Linked DNA regions of Mus musculus: regions 1 and 3 are each linked to region 2. Evidence: chromatin loops called from intact Hi-C (ENCODE). Cell type or tissue: left cerebral cortex. All regions are shown on one strand.

What was found. Peaks named below come from ENCODE experiments on the same cell type or tissue, not always from the same donor. Only the 100,000 strongest peaks of a DNase experiment are listed, where the experiment ranks them.
Region 1: a loop joins it to region 2, with 4 times the contacts of the local background. A loop is called at or near these places in 28 of 42 quality-filtered maps.
Region 3: it touches region 2 in a loop (5-fold over the local background); 6 of 42 quality-filtered maps call a loop at or near these places.

What each region holds. Positions count from the first base shown.
Region 1 is chr7:97,672,395-97,680,394 of GRCm38, reverse strand. It overlaps Rsf1 (remodeling and spacing factor 1), which reads right to left. Exons shown (of 16, transcript NM_001081267.2): 10 at 5,760-5,814; 11 at 4,130-4,239; 12 at 2,983-3,050; 13 at 1,253-1,460. It overlaps Rsf1os2 (remodeling and spacing factor 1, opposite strand 2), which reads left to right. Exons shown (of 3, transcript NR_154552.1): 2 at 1,297-1,473. Among named protein-coding and RNA genes, the nearest start is that of Rsf1os2, 20 kb to the left of the region's middle. In left cerebral cortex, CTCF peaks have their summits at 941, 4,718 (motif pointing left), 5,623 (motif pointing left) and 7,341 (motif pointing right); DNase peaks (open chromatin) are centred at 719 and 919.
Region 2 is chr7:97,420,131-97,428,130 of GRCm38, reverse strand. Gm32945 (a long non-coding RNA gene) reads right to left here. Exons shown (of 3, transcript XR_378347.2): 3 at 7,987-8,000. Among named protein-coding and RNA genes, the nearest start is that of Gm32945, 5.5 kb to the right of the region's middle. In left cerebral cortex, CTCF peaks have their summits at 155 (motif pointing left) and 3,105 (motif pointing left); DNase peaks (open chromatin) are centred at 1,395, 3,094, 6,691, 6,896 and 1 more place; H3K27ac peaks cover 343 bases.
Region 3 is chr7:97,972,913-97,980,912 of GRCm38, reverse strand. Gdpd4 (glycerophosphodiester phosphodiesterase domain containing 4) reads right to left here. Exons shown (of 18, transcript NM_177696.3): 8 at 7,886-7,963; 9 at 6,872-7,017; 10 at 6,450-6,532. Among named protein-coding and RNA genes, the nearest start is that of Gdpd4, 57 kb to the right of the region's middle. In left cerebral cortex, a CTCF peak has its summit at 3,236 (motif pointing right); DNase peaks (open chromatin) are centred at 3,255 and 7,294; H3K27ac peaks cover 916 bases.

The sequences.
Region 1 (8,000 bases), 250 kb before region 2:
TGTAAGTCACACATGAATTGCAGTGACCTCTTTGGGTACATCTTAAATCCAACACATTTGAAAAGGCTCATTATTTCTTAACTTACTACTCTTCTCTGTCAGCCACCGGATATTTTTAATACAAAACGTTGACTTCTTATTATGAGGAGAAATAGAGTACTTGTGCCTGCGTATTCCGAGGACAACTTGCAGAATTGGTTCTGTCCTCCCACCCTTACGTGGCTTCTAAAGAAAAGGTTGCCAGGCTTCGGGAGCAAACATGTCCACCTGCTCAGCTAGTTAGCCTGGTACTGAGCATCACTCACCCAGTTAGCCTGGTACTGAGCATCACTCACCCAGCATCACTCACCCAAACATGTTTACCTGCTCAGCTAGTTAGCCTGGTACTGAGCATCACTCACCCAGCCAGAGTCTGAGGTTTTTTCCCTTTCATCTCGTGCCTCAACCCTTTGGGTAATTTTTTTTTAAATCCATTTTCAGGACAAAGTTCAAAATTATATGCATGACAAAAGAGAAAAAAAAAAAAAAGAAAAACCCACTCAGTGATTTTTTTTCTTTTTTATCCCCATATTCTTGCTTTTCTGGGAGTTTCCTAAATATGCCTTGGCATTTGAACATGTGGCTTCTCTGTTTTGGTTGCTTTCTTATCTCACACTGCCTCTAATTCTAAACTTACAAGGCTGCCCAAAATACCCATTCTACACATGCCAACTCTAACTTCTTTCTTATGTGGTTTCCCTGAGCAACTATCTTCTGTACTCTAATTTTATCTGTTACAAAGGCAGGCAAGGCAGAGGAACTTTTCTGTGATTTTGTATACTTATCTATTATACTACATCCATTAACAAACCAAAAGGAAAAACTCCACAATACTGTTTATACTTGTTCTGTTGTTCTGTATAAATGGAAGTAATGCTAATATTGGATTAGTTATCCCTTATCCAACCTCTAGAGAGCGCCAGAGAGAGGTGATACTTCTTTATAATTTACCATACAATTAAAAACTACTGAGGAACTTGGTAGAAGGTTGTATAGAGAAAGCTTTCAATAAATGAAACCTCAATTGCAGTTAAACAAATTTAAATATTAAACTAGTATAAACATAGCTTTAATTTTAATCTAAAAATGAATCAAAACCAGTGATCTCAAATTTATTTTAAATGTCCTGCAAATCCATATAGAGGAAGCCACGCCACAGCAGTGTGGCTCTCCGAGGACGCAGCAGTTTGCATGCTGACCCCTAGACACACACCCGTCACTGATCTTGAATTCATCCTCACTCTCTTCTTCATCTAGGTTGCTATCACTGTCAAGATCATTAAGTCGCCGGCGTTTCTTCCTGCGAGCAGCAGCTGCCCTCTGGGGCCGTTTATTTTCCTTTCTTTCTTCATCCAAAATAGTAGAAATGTCTTTCCCACGGTGACCTGTGATGGTGGAGATATCTTTCCCCCGGCCAACTCCTGAAAGGAAGAGGTAACTACATGTTTATTGAACCTTCCCCATAACTCATCAGAGCAGCAGCCATTCCTTTGCTTAATTTATCTTAGAAATATGTAGGCTCCTTACAACATCAGCTGATAATGCTCTAAAGAAAGGATTACTGTGCCTCTCTTACTATGTACAAGTTTACAAGGCAGAGACTCCTAGTTTACATTTGACTTGCCAAGTGATGCTCACCCCACCCCCTCTTTTTTCTCACTGTCTTTTATTTGGTGGAAGTCTGTTTAAAAACCTCTCTGTGCAGCGTAGGTTGGCCCTAAACTCCTTGTGCCTCAGCTTCCTGAATTAGAGATTTGTATCGCCACACCTGGCTCAATACTCTATTTGTGTGCGTGTTTATGTATGTACAGCACATGCATGTCTGATACTCAGTGTCAGAAGATGGAAGTCCAGCTCCACAGAACTGCAGTTAGTATGGTTGGGAGCTATGAAGTAGATACTGGGAGCTGAACTGGTATCAGGCATGCATATGCTGTACATACATACGTACATGGTGCTAGGAACCAAGCTCTAGTCCTCTGAAAGAGCAGCAGTTGCTCCGAACTGCTTAATCATCTCTCCAGACTCATCTTTTAAAAAAAGTAACTCAGAGTTTTCTGATTTAGCCACAAAGTTGTCCAACTGCCAACACTAGCCAATCTGAGACCACCTCCTCACTCTGAAAATAAAACCTCATACCTGCTAGTAGCTGCTCAAAAATATCCTTGAATAAGGACAGAAACAAAGTTGATAAAGATATAAAGGACACAGTTCTGAAAGGCTCTAATGTCAGTTTCTTCAAAACAAAACAAAACAAAACAAAACAAAACAAAACAAAAGGCTTACTCATCCACTTTTACTATTTTACAGGAACAAGTAGAAAGCAGAAGGTTCTACATCAGAGCATTAGTAACTGGCTATATAATGCCTTAACAAACAACCTTCAGATTTTCCTATAATGCTGTTTTGAAAGGTAATTAAAGGCCAGCCATGGTAGTGCATCCCAGCACTCAGGAGGTAGAGGCAGGAGGATCTCTGTAAGTTAAAGGACAGTCTTGCCAACACAGCAAGTTCAGGACAACTAGAACCACAGAGAGAGATCCTGTCTCAAACAAAATGAAATGGAAAGAAAGAAAAGAAGGAAGGAAGGAAGGAAGGAAAAAAGACAGAGAATGTAATTAAGTGAGTAAATTGATCTTTAAGTTATACCAGTCATTAAAATTTGAATTATCCATATATTTGAGGCTTTGTAGTTATAAAGACAATAGGAAAGTTAACTGAGTATTCTAATTAGAATCAGATAGAAATTGTTTGATTAATAAAGAAAATTAACTTTTGTATTATATCATATAAAAATTAATAATTACAAAGTTCTGACTTAATACACTAATACTATATCAACAGATTATGTTAAATATGAGACAGTTTGTTCAGTGTTAGCTTTGGAGAGAACAATAATCTGCTGGTAGAATTATGTGAAAAGAATAACAGATAAACACATACCTCCTCCATCAGCCTCTTTAATATCATCTTCTATAGCTTCATCAATTGCTTCATCAAATTCATCAAATCTAAAATAAGCACAGTGATCAGACCCTAAGCTGTATATGTTTGATTTCTATAGACTACATACACAAAGTGTCTGCATCAGTCTGGTTTTGTCCCCATTCCAACTCACATGTGACAACCTTAAGGTATGGTTCACACACGACTATGATTAATGTCCTCCTTAAACAGGACTAAAAAAGAGAAAACAAAAATCTCTTGGCATCTTCTGCCATGTGACATTATAACAGGAGGACAGCTATCTATCTATCTATGGAAGTAGACCCACACCAGACACTAGATCTTCGAGAACGTCTATCCTGTGAGCACAAAGCATGAAGTTGCCACTGATAAGCAGAAACAGGCTCTGAAATCTGACTCCCCAATCTGTTGGTACTTTCATCTTGACTTTATAAAGTCTCCAGAACTGTGAGAAATCAACACATGCTTTTTGAAAGCTATCCAGTTGATAGTATTTCTACACAGGAAAGCAGAAGGATTCATACAATATCAGTATATGTGAAGGTACCCTAACACACACACGCACACACTCTAGACAATAAACAAGTAAAAACTTCAAAGAATCAGTAAAGTTTTAGATTCTTTAGATTATTATATAATTACTATTGAAAGTAAGTGTATTGTTAAATTCATATACAAATGATCAAATTTTACAACTAGATAAATGTGCTTTTGCTCAAAAAACTATTTTTTGGATTTAAAGATAAAAAAACAAGAAAAAAAAGATCTCTATGATTGCTTTATATGGAAGATTCATCTTAGTTTGGGCTCAGGTGACCTAAGATGAACTCAGCCGGACTGAATGTACAAATAACTTCTGCTTGGAATCTTGTGCATACAAGTGCATGCAAGTGTGTGCCTGGTGTGTGGACTGAACATATGACCTGACTCAAGCTAAGGAAGGGTTCTACTACTTCTGAGCTACAGCGTGGCCTTTTAGTGTTGGAACTCTATACCCAAGGATACCAAGTGACATAAATGTAATACTTAAAAATCACTAAGTTGGGAAAACCATCCACTTCTGTCTTGTCTAACTGGAAAAAACCAGACTCTTCTACTACAACAACTTTCTCTTCCTTCATACCTGTAGCTAATACATTTCCTTGTTCTTGTTGATCTCCTTTCAAGTGCATTTGCTTTGGATTTTTTTGCATCTTTTTTCTTTTCTTCTTGCTCTTCAGAAAACTCAGGCTCCTTTAAAGATAAAAGTGTACAGGTATGACCAGGAAACAGTTCTTGGAATTAGCAGCTTTCACATTCTACCTAGGCAGCATACACAAAATATGTGAATTTCTAAGATTATCTATCACAATGAACATACACAGCAAAACTACTTACACAAATTAAAAAATTGGAGATCAATAAATGAAATATTTCTGTTGATTTTCTTATACTTCTGTGAGTTTGTAATTGTATTAAAATAAAATAACAAGAGTGAAGTTTTTCTACAGTTTCAATCGGCTAACCAATAATTACACAGAAAACTCTGAATACATTGTGTGTGCTCAATTCGCGAGATGATCTGATTTAAACTGAAGAAGAACAACTAGGTAAGCTACTTAAAGCTATGATACAATTGTGGAAAGGGATGGCTCAATGGTTAAGAGCACTGGCTGCTCTTCCTGAGGTCCTGAGTTCAATTCCTAGCAACCACATGGTGGCTCACAACCATCTGTAATGAGATCTGATGCCCTCTTCTGGTGTATCTGAAGACATGACAGTGTACACATATACTTAAAAAAAAAAATCTTTAAAAAAAAATTGTAGGTGGGGGTGGGTGGGTATGGGAGACTTTTGGTATAGCATTGGAAATGTAAATGAGCTAAATACCTAATAAAAAATGGAAAAAAAATTGTGAAAAGAATAAAATTGTAAGACTTTGCTTGGAACCTGCTGACTGTGATGGCTTATAGCTCTAAGCCTAGCCTTCAAAACCAGCACTCAAGAGGTAAAGGCAAGTGGATCCCTGAATTCCAGGCCAGTCAGGGTTATATACCCTGCCAAAAATCAGCTACAGTAACAAAACTCACAACAAAATCAAGTTTGAAATTACTGAACATTCACTGATGAGGTACCCTTAATTATAGACTAATAAATGTTAAATAATGGTAGTTCTTCAAAGAAATTAAATTATAATAGAAATTAAAGTTTCAGTAAGGGCCATTTTAAAAGTAATTTATTCCCAAGCTATTCTTTAGTTATTTTATGCAAATAACACATTATAAAGCTAACCACAAATTGTCCCATTTACAATAGAAACAATAGAATATTACCCCAAAGCAAAGAGCTATAAATTTAGTTTAAATACAATAATCACATTTTTGGGTTATCTATTTATATATAATAATTTGAAAAGTTCTTTCCACAAATGCTTAAAATGTCTAGCCTTAATAAAGTAGGAATGTTGAATATTAAAACAAGTCACACAATTCCATTAAATGTAAGAAAGCACATAACATCTCTTCCACAAATGCTATATAAACTTAGACTGGAAATCGCTCAGTGGTTAAGGATGGCTGCTCTTCAGGGGACTCATGTTCCATGCTCACCTCCCAGAGTGGCTCACAACCAGCTCCAGGGGATCTATAGCACCCTCTTCTGACCTCTGTAGGCAATAGGTATACATGAGGTACATAGACATAAAGGGGAAACATGCATACACATTATGATTTTAAATTAAAACAAAACCAAAAACTTATCAACTAGAAACTTACTTGTGGAGGAATGATGTTTTCAATACTGATACCAACATACACCAAACGTTCTTTCCTTAAAATCAAGACCAAAAGTATAAAATAAGATTTGCTATAAATAAAATTCACATGTAAATATCATTTCAGATAGTAATAAAATTATAATTTCATAGTACTTAGGAGGCTGTTACCAATACTAAAGTGAAACCCTATTAGTAGAGAATTAGTATAGATGAAAAGCACAAACTTTCTTATATATATATATGAAAGCTGTACTTTTGAACTGAAATAAACAAAGAAATTTCAAATTGTGAATTGACAATGTAGTAAGATAAAAAGCTAACACTGATTAGACAAACAAGGTCTTTGCATATTAGATGTTTTGGGTAATGTTATGAATGTAGTATAAATTATAAGACTATGATAATAAGCATCACTATAAATTAATGACTAACTAATAGTATATAACAAAACCATCTCAAGGCTCCAGAGAATGACAATAAAGCCACTTATTTCTTGCTCTGGAGATGAAAAACTGCAATGGAAACACATGGCTATGCATTCAACAATGCAAATTAAGATACCCATAGAGCCAGAAAACAAGCATGCAGATGCTTAATGACTTCATGGTTCTGTTTGCTAGAAAAACAAAAACCACAAAACTGTGTATTTTGATTTAAAAAAACCAATAACAAACAGCTCTATACAAAAGGAGTTTGCTCTGGCCCTCTCAATGTTAACCCAGTCCAGCAAAGGCAGCTGAGCTCTGAATACCAAAGTACATTAAACTGAACTAAAAGAGAAACTGTTCTTTTTGGCTTATTGTAATGTTCCTTCTGAAAGGAAATTAATGCATTTACTTGTCTAGAGCCTTTGAAATGCAGCTTCTAATGTGCTATGAACTCCTGGCTCTGATAACAAGAATCTTATAATTAGGCGGTGAAGATATTACATTTATGAAAATGATAAAATAACTTTGATTAAAACTTTGTAAGATTTCAGATAGTAATAAAATTATAATTTCATAGTACTTAGGAGGCTGTTACCAATACTAAAGTATAGTAGTGGTAGAGAGATGGCTCAGAGGTTAGAAACACTGACTGCTCTTTCAGAGGTCCTGAGTTCAATCCCCAGCAAACACATAGTGGCTCACAACCATCTGTAACGGGATATGATGCCCTCTTTTGGTGTGTCTGAAGACAGATACAGGGTATTCATATACATAAAATAAATAAGTTTTTTAAAAAAGATTTATTTATTACTATATCTAAGTACACTGTAGCTATCTTCAGATGCACCAGAAGAGGACGTCAGATCTTATTACGGATGGTTGGGAGCCACCATGTGGTTGCTGGGATTTGAACTCAGGATCTTCGGAAGAGCAGTTGGTGCTCTTAACCACTGAGCCATCTCTCCAGCCCATAAGTCTTTTATTTTTTCTTTTTTAAAAGAAAAAGATATAAGTAATTAATAATGACCAAGACAATCAGAATATATTTCATGGTTTGAACAGTCTCTGATATTAAGTATATGGGATATACATCTCTTCTTTTTTTTTTTTTTTTTTTTTTTTTAAGATTGTAAGTACACTGTAGCTGTTTCAGACACACCAGAAGAGGGCGTCAGATCTCATTATGGATGGTTGTGAGCCACCATGTGGTTACTGGGATTTGAACTCAGGACCTTCAGAAGAGCAGTCAGTGCTCTTAACCGCTGAGCCATCTCTCCAGCCCCCATACATCTCTTCTTACAATAATCACATTCATTGAAAACTAATTTTCTCCTTTAAACCTTGAAATTGCTTTCATTTGTCTACTATTTCTCTTCTTAATTCAACTGAAGAGATATTTGCTCATGTTCATCATGGACAGATTTATACCAAGCTTTGAAATCCGTAGATAACATAAGTTATGGTTTTTGCCCTCATAATTAGTTATCAACTGACTATAGACCATTTCTAACTCTACTAGAAACATGAAATGGTATAATTCCATCTAAACAGAGAAATCATGGCTTTAAATGGATTCGCTGTTGTACAGAATCTGCAAGGGAGACATGATTGCCCATCGCAGTCTTGTTAGTAACCTTTTGGCAGGATGCTGTCCACCCAATCTTACTACCTGGATGAATGATACTGCAAATCTTATCATTACTAACAACTCCACTCTTTCAAAAATTTCAGTTTTACACATCCTATTGTCTGACTCCACTAACTCAATTTCCAAGTTACTCTACTTTATATACTAATTGCTACGGTTTTTG
Region 2 (8,000 bases):
TATTTGTCTTAAATATATGAGGCTACATTTCATTTCTTCCTTCTTTCTCCTTCCCTTTCTCTGTAACACCCTTGCAGGGAGCATTCTTTATGGCTAAGCAAAGAGTATGCACTTTTCCAAGGACCTTATCCTGTTGTGAAGTTACTAGGGCTAGGATGCCACCCTGTGGGTACCCCGAGTGTGGGCATCCCGTTTCTGAGTTCAGAGTCTCATGTTCAGTCTCATGTTCAGAGTCTGGTACCACACAGTTCTGTTCTGTTTTTTTTTTTTTTTAAGATTTATTTATTTCATGTATGTGGGTATACTGCAGCTGTCTTCAGACACATCAAAAGAGGGCATCAGATCCCATTACAGATGGTTGTGAGCCACCATGTGGTTGCTGGGATTTGAACTCGGGACCACTGGAAGAGCAGTCAGTGCTCTTAACCAACTGAGCCTTCTCTCCAGACCATGGTACCGCACAGGTGTGTGACAATTGTTTTAATATAAGTTTATCTGTGGCAGCACGTTAGTTCAGTGGACAAAGGGGTTGATTCAACCCTGACCACTGGGCTGAGTTCAGTACTCAGGAAAGCTGGCTCCTATAAACTTGTCTTTGGCAGGACATGCTACAGTAAGCCAGGTTGCCTGACAGTCAGACCTACAGCCAAGCCAGGGCTTCCCCCAAGCTGTCTTTTGTGTCTTGATGGATCGGATATAGGAGCTTTCTTCTGGAGTCCAGCCCTGCTCTCCGCTCCTCCAGTCTCCTCTTTCTTTCTGTCCCTTTCTTTCTTTCCTGTGTTCTCTTCCTTCTTCCGCTATTTTTGTTTCAGTGGTTTGTTCGTCTGTTTGTTTTTGCGTAGGGGGACAGCACGGTCTCACTGGCTGGCCTGGAGCTCTATATGTAGATCAGGCTGGCATGAAGTCACTGAGATCCACCTGCCCCTGCCTCACAAACGTTGCAGCAAAAGTGTGTGTGTCACCAGGGCTGGCTTCCCCTCTACTGCTTTAACTCACGTCTTTGTCTGGCACTTTTCTCTGTACACCTGCCTTTTCTTTCTCGCTTCTCTGCTTCCTTCTCCTTTCAACGTTTTCTCCCTTGAGCCAACCCTTCTTTCTCTCTCTTTTCCTTTCTGGTGATCCTTGTCCTCCACCTACCACCTCTCTGTGAATCTTTGTTTCTTCAGAGAGATCAGCCAGACCAGGCCCATCTCTGTGCTAGGACCGAATTTGGAGGAAGGTGAGCTGGCCTCTTCCAAGGAAGTGCTAACAGATCACAGAACTGGGCGCTAGCCCATGGTCAGCCATGTAAGCAGCCTGGGCTCCTAGGATTTGGAAACACACATTCCATGAAGCTTGCCTGCAAGGCTTTGCCACCCCACGCCCTGTCACACTGGGTGGATGACTCATCAGATACACAATGGCCGTGGGGAGCAGACTTTCTCCATATGGGCAGGCTCAGGATTCCAAGCAGGGAGCCCAGCAGTATGGCAGGCCAGCATAACCATGCTTCCCACGGTGTAGGATAAACGCCTCCACTCCCAGACATCCCTGTTAAACCAGAGGATCTGAGATGGGGTCAGGCATCTTCATGTTAAGGATAGGGTTGCTCACTTGGCTCTGCTGCCCATTTCTAAGACTTTCTTCTATCAAACCATCCCCGGGAGTCCCATGTGGGCAACAGTGTTATAGCACTGTTTGTTTTACCCAAGGGTGTGTGTGTGTGTGTGTGTGTGTGTGTGTGTGTGTGTGTGTGTGCATGTGTGTGTTCACATGTACACCCACATACCTTTGTACATGTGTCCTTAATATAATATCTATTATCAGAGAATGGCTAAACCAATGATGTCTCCTATTATGAATAATATTCATGCATTAAATGGAATTGAGGTGTCGACAGAAACACGGAGTAGATTATTGATAACCAAGACTTGTGAGAGGGAAGGATGGGAGATTATTGCTTAATCCACCCAGAAGAGAGTTAGTTTGCTTTACTGAGGAAGGGAGTTCTCCATGTAGCCCAAGGTCCCTGAAAGTTCCTGTCCCCTGCTCTGCCTCATCAGTGCTGTGGTTGTAGGCATGGGCCCCGAGGCCCAGCTTAGGCCCAACTTCTCCTCAGGGATCACTGTATGTATGATATTTAGATGCAGCCAACACACACACACACACACACACACACACACACACACACACACACGTTTATATACACACATGCATACTGTCACCAAATTACAACTTAGCATGCACACTTATACAAAAGATGTTCAAGATTAAGTGAAAATGGAAACTGAGATGAAGACACACGGAATAAATTACGGAAGTGTGTGAGTGAGTGTGTGTGTTTGTGTGTGTGTTTGTGTGTGTGTGTGTGTGTGTGTGTGTGTGTGTGTGCATGAGTGCACAAAGAGGAATCAGATCGCTTTCTTAGCATTGTCAATGGAAGTAGGATTGGCTGAGCAGGCAAGGGAGAAACTCTTGGTCCTTTTATAGTACTAAAAAGAAGAATTGGATTATAAATGATTCTGATTTTTTAAAAATTTATTCATTTAGTGGTGTGTGTGTGTGTGTGTGTGTGTGTGCGCGCGCGCGCGTGCGCGTGTGCGTGTGTTCCTATGAAAAAGATTAAACATGCCAAAACCCACCATCCTTGTCTTTAACAATCTCAGAATCAACTGCGAATTTATATTGGGACAGCATCTCAAAATACTTAGTGTAGAACCACAGTGGAGGGACAACTTCGGGGTGTCAGGAGAGGGGATCCCTGGAAGGGGTGGCATTTCAGCTTTAAATGCCAAAAGGTGGTCACCAGTTGGAGAGGCACAGTTCCCAGAATGAGGCCAGCTTTTCAGATGTCAGCCAGATTCCAGACCCCACAGAATATGGGAAGGTGGTTTCCTTAAAGGTTCTCCTGGTGTTAGGTGAGGGGACAGCTTCTACTCCCTGGTTACATAGGGCAAGCCAGGAGAGCTTTGAAAAATTCTCTCAGGGAGTTCAGTTTTCCCTCTGAGGTCAGGAGATGGATTTTAGCCGTTTTCCTTCCTACTGCCTCTTGTCTTACGGGTGGTGTGTCTTGGAGGCATAGTCTCCGCGGAGCCCCACAGAGCTGTCCGGCAGCGCCCTCTGCTGGCAGAAATCAGAGCGGCCGGCTCTCTCCTTGCAGTGTCCTCCCGGGACACAGGCGTTTGGTCCAGATTAGTTTAAACAGTAGGCCTGGCCATATGTAAGTTTTCATTTACTGAATATTTATATACTCGGAGATAATGTAAAGCTAGAAGAAATCAGAAAAATTATAATAGATCTTTTGTACTATGCCATACTATGCCATGTATATAGCTCATGGTATGGTATATATATATGTGTGTGTGTGTCTGTGTGTGTCTGTGTGTGTCTGTGTGTGTCTGTGTGTGTAGATAGATGATAGATAGATAGATAAAGAGAGAGGGGGAGAGAGAGAATATGTAGTATAGTATTGTGTCTGTGCCTATGTATGTGTGGATACGTACATTATATGGAGGGAAGGAAAAGAGAAAAGGAGAGAGGAAGAAAGGAAGCAGCTGATTCTTCCTTAACATTCTGAATTTAAGATTATTCCCGGCCTGGAGAGATGGCTCAGCGGTTAAGAGCACTGACTGCTCTTCCAGAGGTCTTGAGTTCAAATCCCAGCAACCACATGGTGGCTCAAAACCCATCTGTAATGAGATCTAATGCCCTCTCCTGGTGTGTCTGAAGACAGTATATTCACATATATAAAATCTTTAATAAAAAAAAAAAGATTATCCCCAACTTCTTCTGTATTGCTAATTCCACCAAGTGATTAATCCTTCCGGAAACTTCTCCAAACTGCAAAGCTAAGGTAAGCACTTTTTATCTCCATCTGCCTGTGCCTTTGTGTTCAACCATTTCTACTGAAACAGCACATTTGTTAGTGTGCTGTCTGTCTGTCCTTCCCTGGTGGCCTCTGCCTCTGGGCTTCCAGGGGTCCCAACCATGAGTGGTTTTGGAAAGATGGGAGGATTTTTCTCCTACCAGCTGCCATCAGTGAACAAGCAGATGACTATGAGTCTAAAAACACATCTCATGTGCACACAAGCAGACCTCATACACACACACACACACACATACACACACACACACACACACGTGCACATACACGTTTGTGGGCACATGTCCCTCCACTTAGGCCAGGACTTGACACCGGGGTGAGGTCAGGTTAGTTCACTGCTAGCAGAAAATGAGGTCAGGACGGCCAGTGAGGCCAGAACAAGGTTTTGGACTTTACTCAGCAGGTGGTTCTCTGGACAGACTTTGTGACATCTCCTCATTCTCTGGAGGTGACCTAGGGCTAATGTAAAATGACCCACACAGCCTTCCTCGTCCTGTTCCACCAAAGCCAACTTCTGCCCTCCCTTATTTGCTGGACTTCAACTCAAAGCTTCAATTAAGTAAATATGAAAGGCTGTGAAATCAGAATTCTAAGAGGCAAGAGTACAGCAGGCATAATAATGACCTTAAAGATTCTGTCCTCTAACCCCTGGGACTATGACGGCCTACATGCCAAAGGGGACTTAAGGATGCAGAAGGAAACACAATGGCTAATCAGCAGACACTGACACAGCATCTGGGACTATCCAGATGTGCTCAGTGGAAGCAGGTAAGAAAGTCAGAACAGGGGAAAGAAAGAAGGCAACAAGGAGGAGGGAGCAAGGCTGTGACAGGAAGAGAAGGCACTTCTGATGAAGGAACACAGAAGCTTCTAGAAGCTGTAAATGCATCCCCTCCTCCAGCCAGAAAGGCCTGCATCCCCCCCTGATAGGCCAGTGAGATCCATTCTTGAACTTGGACCTCTAAGACTGTAATATAACAAATAAGTCTGTGTTCCTCTGAGACGCCAGATTTATGGTCATTTGTGGACAGCAGAGATACAAAACTGACTGAAGAAGCATGGGAAATATTTCAGAAGGCAGGAATGGGGTCCTCACACTGCAAGACTGTCAGTGCAGGGCAGAGTCATGTGGAAGCCAGAACAGGAGCCTGGCCCTGTAACATCCTAGCTCAAAAGGAAGAAGGTCCAGGGGTGGCTCAAGGGCCAGAAGCCTGAGAGCGTTTGGAAGAACGTTGTCTATTGGCTGAGCTTCATTTGTGAGCTCCTGGATCCTTTGATTTGTTTTTTTTTTTTTGTTTTTTTGTTTTTTTTTTTTTTTTTTGAGACAGAATAGGTTGTGTAGCCCAAACTGGCTTTAAACTCAAGATCCTCCTGCCCTTACCTTCCTGCTGGGTATGTGCCACCCCAGCCAAGTTTATGGATCTTGATCAAGGTCGCCTCCATCTCCAACAACTCCTCCTAACACTTGCCCAGAGCGAACAAAAGCTTCCCAATCACCCCTGGACACGGGCTAGGGTCCTCGCTTGGGGGCTGGCCCTTGGCGGCAGACCAACAGTTTTCTGAAATAAGGGCAACTCACTGAGGAAGGGACTGACCAAGGCAAAGGATGCAGGTAAGGTCTTTGTGTCCTGGACTTCCCAAATGAACTTTCTCTGGCCAGTTCTTCACTTGGGGGAGCCCAGCAAAAGCATGTGGAGCAAGAGCAATAGGAGACCAAAAAGATACCTTTAGCACACAGGAGGAAGCCAGATCTTCTGGCTTTTCTTTCTTCATTTATTGTTTTGGAGCATTTGAGAGGTAGATCCAGATCCAGGAGTTCAAGGCCAGCCTTAGCATATAGGGAATTACACAAGCAAGTCTGGGCTACACAAAACCCTGTTTAGATAGATAGATAGATGGATGGATGGATAGACAGATAAGTAGATAGATAAATAGATAGGTGGATGGATAGATAGATAGATTCATTCTTTTGGTAAGCAAAGAAGAAAACAGGTTCTTGAATTGCAGGGGAGTAGGAAAGACCTGGCTGGACCCTTGCTTTCTAAGCGCTCCCAGACAAGCAAAGAGACAAGTATGGTCTGGTTTTAAATTTTTAGAGCCTTATAGTAAGTGATAAATGTGGCAGGTGAAGTTCTCCCAGTAGAGGATGCAAAACGTGGCTAGAAATACAAGCTGGGGTCTCAGTAGCCTCATCAGTAAATTTCAGGGTCTATGTGGCCAGATCGCCACAGTTTCACAGCAGGGACGAAGGTTTCACCTCTAGGACAGTCCTGATGAGTGACTGGTAGACTGATGAAGGAACACTTTGTGGACATGGCAGCCCTGCTCCACAGTCACAGTGTGGCCTGGGACATTAGCCTGCAAGCCCATTGCATCAGCAACAGGAAGGACTGGCTTTTCCCAGAACTAGGGGTGGGTTGGGATGGGGGAAGTTGGGAGTGGGGCAGGACAGGAGGACCTGCCAGCTTCCTGGGTCTGCTCTGGTCAGGTCTTCATACAGAGCCTGTTAACAGTCACACTTGTAGCACATTCTCTGAAGAGCAAAAACTCATATCACAGCCAGCATAAATAGAAAGAACCTGGGCCTCTCGGTATGACTAAGGACTCCAGGGAAGGGTCTCTGTCACCTCTTCAATAAACAGTTCTTAGACTCTTGATGTCTCCATATCCAGATTTTTTTTTTTCCAGCTTGAGAATTTTCTCCATTTAGCCCAGTTTCCAGGCACGAGGCCTAAAGAGGTGTCGTGTGTGGAGCCAGCTGTCCCTTTAAGAACATCCTGGGTGGTTGGTACCACTTGCTCTTTCTTGGAGGATATACCACAGAAGCTAAGAGCATCCAGTCTCTTCTTCGTGACGTTAACACCTGTTTGGAGTCAGGCTGGGTAGGGCCTGAGAAGCTGTGTGGCTGGTGTTCTGAAACCTCAGATGCTGCTGGTCTGCAGATCACACTAGTGACTCTAGCTTATCACCTCATTTTATTTTCTCACTAATGTACATCACAATATGGACAGCGTGGTAGTACAGCCAGATTTCATGTGTTCAGCATGCCCTCCCCCAGTCCCCAGCCAGATCTCAACTGCCGAGCGTGTCATTAGGACACAGTGCCAACACACAGGAGGCTCTTGGCGCATGTGCTTCTCTTGAGCTTAGAGCACACTGTGTGTGGGGAGGGACTGAAGGCAAAAGCAGGACAGATCATGGATATAGGGCCTCTGGCCTTGGATGTGTGTTGTGTAAGTGGAGGTCAAACTCAGGGCTTTATATCATGCTAGGCAACCCTTCTGCTGCTAAGCCACAGCCTCAGCTTGGTAACACTTCTGACCCTGGACCTCAGCAGTCAGGACTGAAGCAAATCTGTCAAGGAAAATAGCACAGGAGATGGGGTAAATGGTTCCGTGGTAGCATGCATGCCTTAGAAGGCCCTGAGTCTGACTTAGCCCTGATACGTCAGGAGAGGGGAGGGCAGAGGGAGGAGGGAGAGAGGGAGTGTGGGAACAAGGGGGAGGGAGAGATTCCTAGCAGCCAAGCAGGGACCCCTCAAGCCTCTAGACATTAAGTGACAGATGTGCATATAGATAGCATTTTTAAACTGGAGAGGCTGTCCCTGCCTTGGTTTGAAGTCACCTGGGCTCAGGGCCAGCTGAGGTTACTTGGGGTCTGGCAGCCCTGGTACCCCTTGCTCATCTTACCCTTGGAACACATTCACATGATGTTCTGGCCAGGCCCTTGACCCCAGTTCCTCTGAGGCCAATTCAATTTGTCCAGCTCGGAGCTTTCAGGGTGAGATTAGTCCAGAAGACATGTCAGCCACCCTCAGTTTCTCCATGTGGCTGTAGTCATGGAAAGACTAGAGAAAGTAAGTGTGTGTGTGTGTGTGTGTGTGTGTGTGTGTGTGTGTGTGTGTGTGTGTATGTGTGTATATATGTGTTTGTGTGTGTATGTGTGTGTATATGTGTGTTAGTGTATGTGTGTATATATGTGTTTGTGTGTGTGTATGTGTGTATATGTGTGTTTGTGTATGCGTGTATATATGTGTTAGTGTATGTGTATGTGTGTATGTGTGTATATGTGTGTTTGTGTATGTGTGTATATATGTGTTAGTGTATGTATGTATGTATGTATGTATGTATGTATGTAT
Region 3 (8,000 bases), 550 kb before region 2:
ATTTGTAACTCCAGCACTAGGAAGTAGAGACAGGTAGATCTTGAGGGCTCCCTGGCCATCCATTCTAATCTAGATAATGAGATCCAAGTTCAATGAGAGATTCTGTGTGAGGCAGGGGTGCAAAGAATGAGAGAGAAAGGTATGCCAATGCCAACTTCTGCTCTCTACATGTGCCCACACATATGAACACTTCTATTACTGCCACACACAAATATGTAACAGGTCATTCAAAGAGCAGGGGATTTGAAAATGGAGCAATACACTGAAACACAGAACCCAGAAGCTCTGGCCCTCAAAGCCAGGAATGGCTTATCATTCAGCTCCCGAGTTCTAGGAATAAAACATGAGCCACCACACCTGGCTATCCATGCTATTTTTATTACCATAGCATAGTAATAGATTTTGAAGATCCATAGTATAATTCCTTCTAGTTTGTTCTTTTTCCTCCAAACTGTTGTTTATGGTTTTTTAGTAGTCTCATACAATTTTAAAACTCTTTTTTCTAGGTCTGTGAAAACTGTCATTGATCTGTTGACAAGGATCACACAAATCCATAGAGTCCTTTGGGTACTATGGATGTTTTAATAGCACAGAGTCTCCCATTTCACAAATCTAGGACATGTTTATGTTTTGTGTGTCTTTCCATTTCTTCACCAATGTTCTATAGGTTTTAGGGGACTGAGATCTTTTATCTTTTCAAACATATTCCCAAGTGTTATATTGCTTTGCATCTAGTATAAATGAAAATGTTTTCTTGATTTTGTTTGTTTGTTTGTTTGAGAGAGGGTCTTACTATGTAGTGCAAGGTGACCTTGAACTCATGATTCTCCTACCTCTGCCTTTCAAGGCTGGGATTTTAAGTATGTATTACCATGCCCAGATCTTGATGTCACATTTCTTTTGTGTGTGTGTGAGTGTGTGTATGTGTGTGTGCGCACAAGTAAGTCATCCCATGCATTCATGTGTGGATGGCAGAGGTTGGTGTCAGGTATCTTCCTCTATCTCTTTCCATCTTACTCATTGAAATAGGGTCTCTTACAAAAACCTGGAGATCACCAACTAGCAAGACCTGCTAGCACATGGGAACCTTCCTATCTCTGTTCCCTCAGCATTGGGGATACAAATGTGTGATACCATGTCTAGCTTTTATTTGGGTGCTGGAAATTAGAGCTTTGGTCTTCATGCTTACACAACAAACACTTTACCTATTCCAGCCCCCACCTCTTGATTTCTACCTATCTTGATTTCTATCTCTTGATAACTGACCACTTACTAGCCATAGCAATGCTACTATTGATTGAGTGTGGTGCTAGGAACCCCACAATTGGACCTAGGACCTCACAAATACAAACTCTCAGTATTACAGATTTCTGTGTGCTGAGTTTGTATTTTGCAATTTTGTGGAAGAAAGGAAGGTAGTTAGAAAAAATACATAATATGCTTTCTATTTTTAAAAATGTGTTAAGATTTGTTTTATGTCTTATCATATGATTTATGATTTATCTTAAATGTTGTTGTGTTGAATGTGTTGTTAAGAAGAATCTATGTTCTGAAGCTATTTGATATCATGTTCTATAGATGTCTGTTGGGAACATTTGGTGTTGAGCACAACTTAACTCTGTCATTTCTTTATTGACTCTCTCTGGATTATCATCCATTGTTGGTAATGCAAACTAGAATTCTTACTATTATGGTATTGGTGTCTATATATACCTTTAGGCCTATTAATATTTGTCTTATTATTTGGGCTGGTCCTCCGACATCAGTCAATTATTAGTTGAGGAAATGCCCTACAGACTGGCCTCCAGGCCAATCCTATGAAAATGATTTCTCAATTAAATCCCATCTTCCAAGTTATGTCTAGGTTTATGTCAAGTTGTGGCAACCCAACTTTCACAAAGACAAATGCTAGTATCTCCATTTTTTCTGCTTTCTGGCTCAGGATAAAGTAGCCAGCTCTACTGTGTTCTCCCTGTCATCATGGATGGAATCCCCCCATAACAGTGAGTCCCAAACCAAATCTTTCCTTCTCCAGGCCACTTGGGCCAGGTATTGGTCTCAGTGATGAGGAAAGCAACTAATACATTCACATTGGCTGTGATCAAAGTGGTTCCGTGGAGAACCTTTAACTCCTAGAACTCACATGCACCTCTCCTGGTCCACAACGATATGTCTGTCTGTCTTAGGTACTCAGGGAACACTTGTTGTGATCGTTGTGTGGCTCCAGAAAGACCACACCAGACCAAACAGTTCCACTTGAGGTTTATTGAGAGAGAAAAGGGCAAGGTGGCAGCAGAAAGGGAAGGGGGAAAGAAAGAGGGAGATCAGAGGGGTCTTCCTTTTAAATATAGATATTGACGTAGCCACAGGTAATGATGGGAGGTGAGTCAAGTGGATTCTGGGAATACGATGGCTGTTGCCTTGGCAAAGGGTGTGTGGGTCACGCTGTTGCCTAGATGTGATGTCAGGGGTCCTGATACCAACACTTATTACTTTGAGGATATCCTTTTTGCCTTTTGAAAGTTTGACATCGTCATGCTTTGGGGCAGGTTTTGTTGAGTGATTAGTGACCTCTGACTTTCCTGTCCCTGGATATTTGTTTCCTCCTGAGGATTTGGAAGTTTCCATTTTCATCACTAACTTTCTGACGAGTTGCATATCCACGTGGAATTACTAAATCCCTCTTGAAACCCAACAGATTGAATCTTTGCTCTTCTAATTCTACTCTAAAGCTGTTCAAGTATTCTTCATGCTTTATATTCTTTTTTCTCTCCAATTATGGTTTCAAATAGCCTGTTTCTGAGTTCATTACTTCTTTCCTGTATTGGTCTCTTCTATCTCCTAGATTTTTAATGACTTACTGTGTCATTTCAGCTCAACTAAGCTTTATTTTTAAAAAATGCTTCCATTGCTGTCAAGTTTCTCTGAGTACTGAATCATTCTGTTTTCTTTTGAAGGTCATCAAGTTTCTTTAAAACGTCTTAAGTTCACTATCAAAGACTATACTAGTTACCATTTGTTCACCTCCTGGTACCTTATTTCAACTGTCAGGTGAGGTTATAGTTCCATGAACATCCCTGATGCTTATTAGTGTGTGATGTAGTTGCTTCAGTTTTTGTACTCTGGCTTTGTGCTTACTTTTCTAGAAAGTCTATGCAGGCTATGTGTTTTCTGTTGGTCTATAGTAATTTCTGCAGCCATGTGTGCTGGAGTCACTGCAGGAGCACTGCCACTGTTTCAGCACTAGAGGGTGGTCCAAGCCCACGCTTACTTCAAATCCCCAGATGCTAATTTGCTCATGGAGTGAACTAGAGAAGTATCTAAACCTCTGCAGAGAGTTATATTAGTCTGAACAATTTCACCCACAGTCACCAGGAGGTATTTAGACACTGAAGACTCTGCCCTCTCTGGATATAAGTACCATGGAGGGACCAGCCCCAGGCCTCTATGCCATTCTAATATAGGGCCACCAAAACTGCAACACTGTCACACTCACAGCAGACAGACTGTCAAGAATTGAATTCTACACTGTTGTTGACTGCCTACTGCTAACTCATAGCCAGAGTCTGCTGCAATCAGTCACAGGTGGCACTGGGAAGGAAAAAAAAAAACCAATAAACCAGGGCTGTTGTAGAGGGCCTTTCCACAGATAGGCCTGAGGACAGGGACTGTTAGGGTTCTGACCAGTGTGAGGTTTCATACATCCAGTATTAATCTCCAAGGCAAAGTCCTATGCTTGTTACCACATCCTCTCCACAGCATAGTCTTGCTATCCAAGTTGGGATAGTGTTAATGTACTCCATCCCAACTTACGATCCAGCCTTGGTGGCTCACCTCTGGTAGTACAGCTTTCTCTGCCCCGTACTTGCAGATGGACCCCTCTACATCTGCCCTGTCACCAGTGACGTGTACTCAAAAGCTAATAAGTCATAACTGAGTTTTCCATTAGGACCTGCAAAGCTTCAGGGGTATATCCAGGCTCGCACTACAGCTGCTGGTGAATCAAGCCAGAAGACAAATGTATCCCACTGGGATATAGATCTAGGGAAATTCTAAAATCTCCATCTCTGAGGACTAGCCGAGGAATACCTGTGCTGCCCAAGGCTTGGCAACAGGTAGCACAGGAAGTCTTTAAGCTGCCAAGGCTGATGCACTTGAATCTCACAGGGCCCTGCATGGGCTGGGTGTTTGGGAGTGGGAGTGAACAAGCCCAACCCAAGGCTGATAATGGACTGGGCCAAAACTTGAGTCTGTCCGGATTCTGAGGTCTCTCTGACTGAGGCTCAAGCATACCTAGAGGCTCTGTCTAAGACCTCAGCAGGATGGGTGTTTAGTTTCTACCTGACGCAGGTCTTCTCCAAAGTAGGCAAAGTCCTGTGGTAGCTTTTGTGCTTTGCTCCCAGAAAGTAGAATCTTGCTTTCTTCTCTGCTAGTCAACATTGGGAGAGAGGTGGTAGAGGTAATCCGGTAGCTAGTTAACACAATTCTAGTAGTTCAGTAGTCATGAGTGTTGGTCTGAGGACAGGGTCTACAGGCACCTGACAGGCCTGACGTTGGATTTGAGGTCTAAGTCCTGTACTTGATTCTCTCCTCCCATCACTCCCTCTTCTCTCTCCATGCTTCTGAGAATTGAAGGAAGGCTGATTGGCAATTCTTTTCTTCCTGCTTCTTCAATAAATCCTTCCTTATTATTTTACTAAAACCAGGCAGTATGGTCCCTTCCCTGGCTTTCTTGGCTCTTGTAAATGAATAGCTGTTCAAAAGGGTATGTCTATGGTAAGATTATCATTAGAGGATTTGAATCAGATTTGCCATCTTGCTCTCTCCTAAGACATTCAGATAGATGAGTAATGCTAGTACTACTCATATTTTCCTAATATCTAATGAAGTTGAAAAGATGTGCACTTATGAACTTGTTACCTGTATATCTTCTAGTATAAAATATCTATACATGGCTTTTTGCTAATTTGCTAAGTGGTTCACTTATTTTTAATAATACTTTACACTACTGTAATGTTTTTTTTTCATTTTAATCTTTGAATTTATTTTCTAGAATTTCTTACATGAGTACTATATTTACATAATTTCCACTACTTTCTGTCCCTGCTCCAACTCCTGTTGTATGCCCTCATTCATGACCTCTACTTCTATAAACATTATTGACATATATAAAAATAAACAAACTAAGTCTATTTGGTGTTGGTCATATATGCATGTGTTTAGGGACCACCTAGGGTTGGGTGACCTATCAAAAAGCTTGTCCCTGGAGAAAACAGATTCTCCCACTCTCAGTGACCATTGATTACCTATAGATAGGTGGGGCCCAAACGCTTCAGAAAGTAAACAAATGAAGTTATAATTACTGAAATATAAAATAGGACTAAGAAGACAAATAGCAAAAAGGCAATAAATTGATGGTTATCAACACACACTTTTTAATAATAACTTTAAATATTAATGGCCTTAATTCTCCAATCAAAAGATCAAAAGTTAGATGAACAGATGGAAAAACAAAATCCATATTTTTGTTATCTATAAGGAACTCTTTTTGTCTTCAAGAACAGGTATCATCTTAGAGGTTACCTTCCAAGGGAAAGTCACATTCTCTCAAATGTGACAACCTGATTTTGATCTCTGGGGTCCACATGATGGAAAGGAAGAACCAACTCCATCCTATGGCCTCGGTTACTACACACCATGGCACACATGTATACATGCTTAAGCAAACAAACAAATACAAAGAAACAAATCAACAACAACAACAAAAATCAATAAGCCACCTAGCCTCTGACACCCTGACTTTCCACTACACATTTATGGGTCTCTGTGACTTGTTTATTGCTCATTAATATACCTTCAAATAGGTTGATGCTTTTGTCTGGAATGACTTCATCTCTGGTTAGTAGAATATTTTCCTTTAAGGTTAACCCACACATAACTTTGAGCATATAGATGATTTCTTTCACAGAATAGGAAGTATCCTTCTCCTTCACTGAGGCTCCCTTGCACTTGATTTAGTCTTCTCTGAAAGGCTTGTTATCACAAATGGCCTTGTTCTGTGCTCACCTGTAACTATGCCACATCTCCTTCACCCCAGGAAGGTACAGATGACTGTATCTCACTCAACTGCGTCTCCTGAACACTCAGAAGGCAGCCTAGAATATAGCAGATATCTAGGGAATGTTAATGAGTAAGTCCTGAGTTTGGGTTAGTGGTTTACACTGGAAAACCACTTGAATTGCATGTGGTTTGTGAGCTTTTGGTAAAGAAGACAGAGGTAAAGGAATATATTTTATAAGGGAGACATGGTTAATATATATGGCATGTGCAAATATGCTATTCAAACATGGAGGAAACTCTTCAAGGCTTATTCTCTTTACACCTTGAGCCAACTGGTCCTATCCCCTGACATTGGACAAATCCCCTCTTCCACTCTACCCTAGTCCTACCTTAAGTATATATCTGTCTCCAGGCCAGAAACATCTAATTCAACAGCCTTCTCAAAGGACATCATGGTATTCTCTGGCGCCAACTATGGAAGAAAGGGGACATTAATCCCTATGCCTTAGAGTCGTTCCTCCCAACATTTCTTTTGTGGTAGGCATAGAGCCTGGGAATGAAAGGGCTTTGAAAAGCAGAGCTTGGTTCCCTGTGCTCTCTTGTCAAAGAGGCCAAACACTGGGCACTGTAAAGAGAAGCTGACCAGGAGTTAGATGACCTCAGTTCAAATACAACATATACAAGTCTTTATTCTTGTTATGCCAAGATTCCTTTTCCTCTCCAGGGTTGCTGATGTTTCTGAGGTTCCCTCCTCTCATCCACAGTACCATACCCACTTACCTTCGTCCAAGCTCAATATTCTCAGACCTACCATGGGTGCACCTCTATGTCCAAAGAGGGTGGGCTTAGGCCCTAAATTCTCCTTCTTCAGAATACAGGGAGAATAAATCCCCAGTGGCATCAAATAAAGGCATAAAAGAATGATCAGGAAGGACAGTCCAGCAGCTATTTGTAGAGCTGAAAAAGTTGGAAGCAGAGACAAGTGGGTAAAAAGGAAGAGGGATGGAGAGCCATTTCAAAAAGCTAACTTCCCAAGGCAGCAGCCAGGCCATGATTTGCTTTTCTATTTCTATTACATCCTCTTTCAGGGGGTTAGATATACATACACAGGATTGTTCAGATATAAGACTTTTTTCAGGGCTGGGTATTGAATCCAGACCACATATTTGCCAGGCAAGTGCTCTACCACTGACCTACATTTCAGACAAAGAAATTATTATTAAGGCAATATTGCTGGAACTTGAAAGTAAAAATGGAAAAACAGTACAGAAGGTGGGTGGGAGGAAGGGAAAGGAGGCTGCACGAGGGAGGGGAGGGAAGAGAAGGAAGGAAATATTAGAAACAGCATCTCAGAAGAGGAGCTTGGCTGGCTCTGAAAGAGCCCTGATGGCTGCAAAGATCATCTCAAGAGACTTTCTAACTTAGGGCGGAGCAGTGTAGTGGGAAAGGTACCAAGTGGCAGGAATGTGGGTATAAGCTCTATCACCTCTTATGGTAACTGAGGATACATGATGTAACTTCTCTGGGTCTTCACCTTTTTTCTGTAAATTAGGTCTGTCTGGCAGCTAACACTGCTCACAGAGGTGGTGCAACAGTGCTGGCTTATCATAGTTGATAAATACTAGTCTTGTTTCTTCCTTCTTTCTCTTCTTCCCACACCTCCACCCATACCAGCTCCCATACCACAAGCTATCTTTAATTTCTATTATCAACTGCTTCCCAACACCTTCTGTTTTAGACCTCTGAAGATTCCCGCCCACTTGTACGTTGTTTAAATTACTACCTATGCGTCAGTGACTTTCAAATTGAGATCACCATCTCTAACCTCTTAACCTTTGGAATACATTACACCTCTCCTGTATTTCTTGCTCGTAATCTGCCATCCTGTATCTTCTTACTTTAACTAAAATAGAGAAAATAGTTTATTGATGTTCACTTTA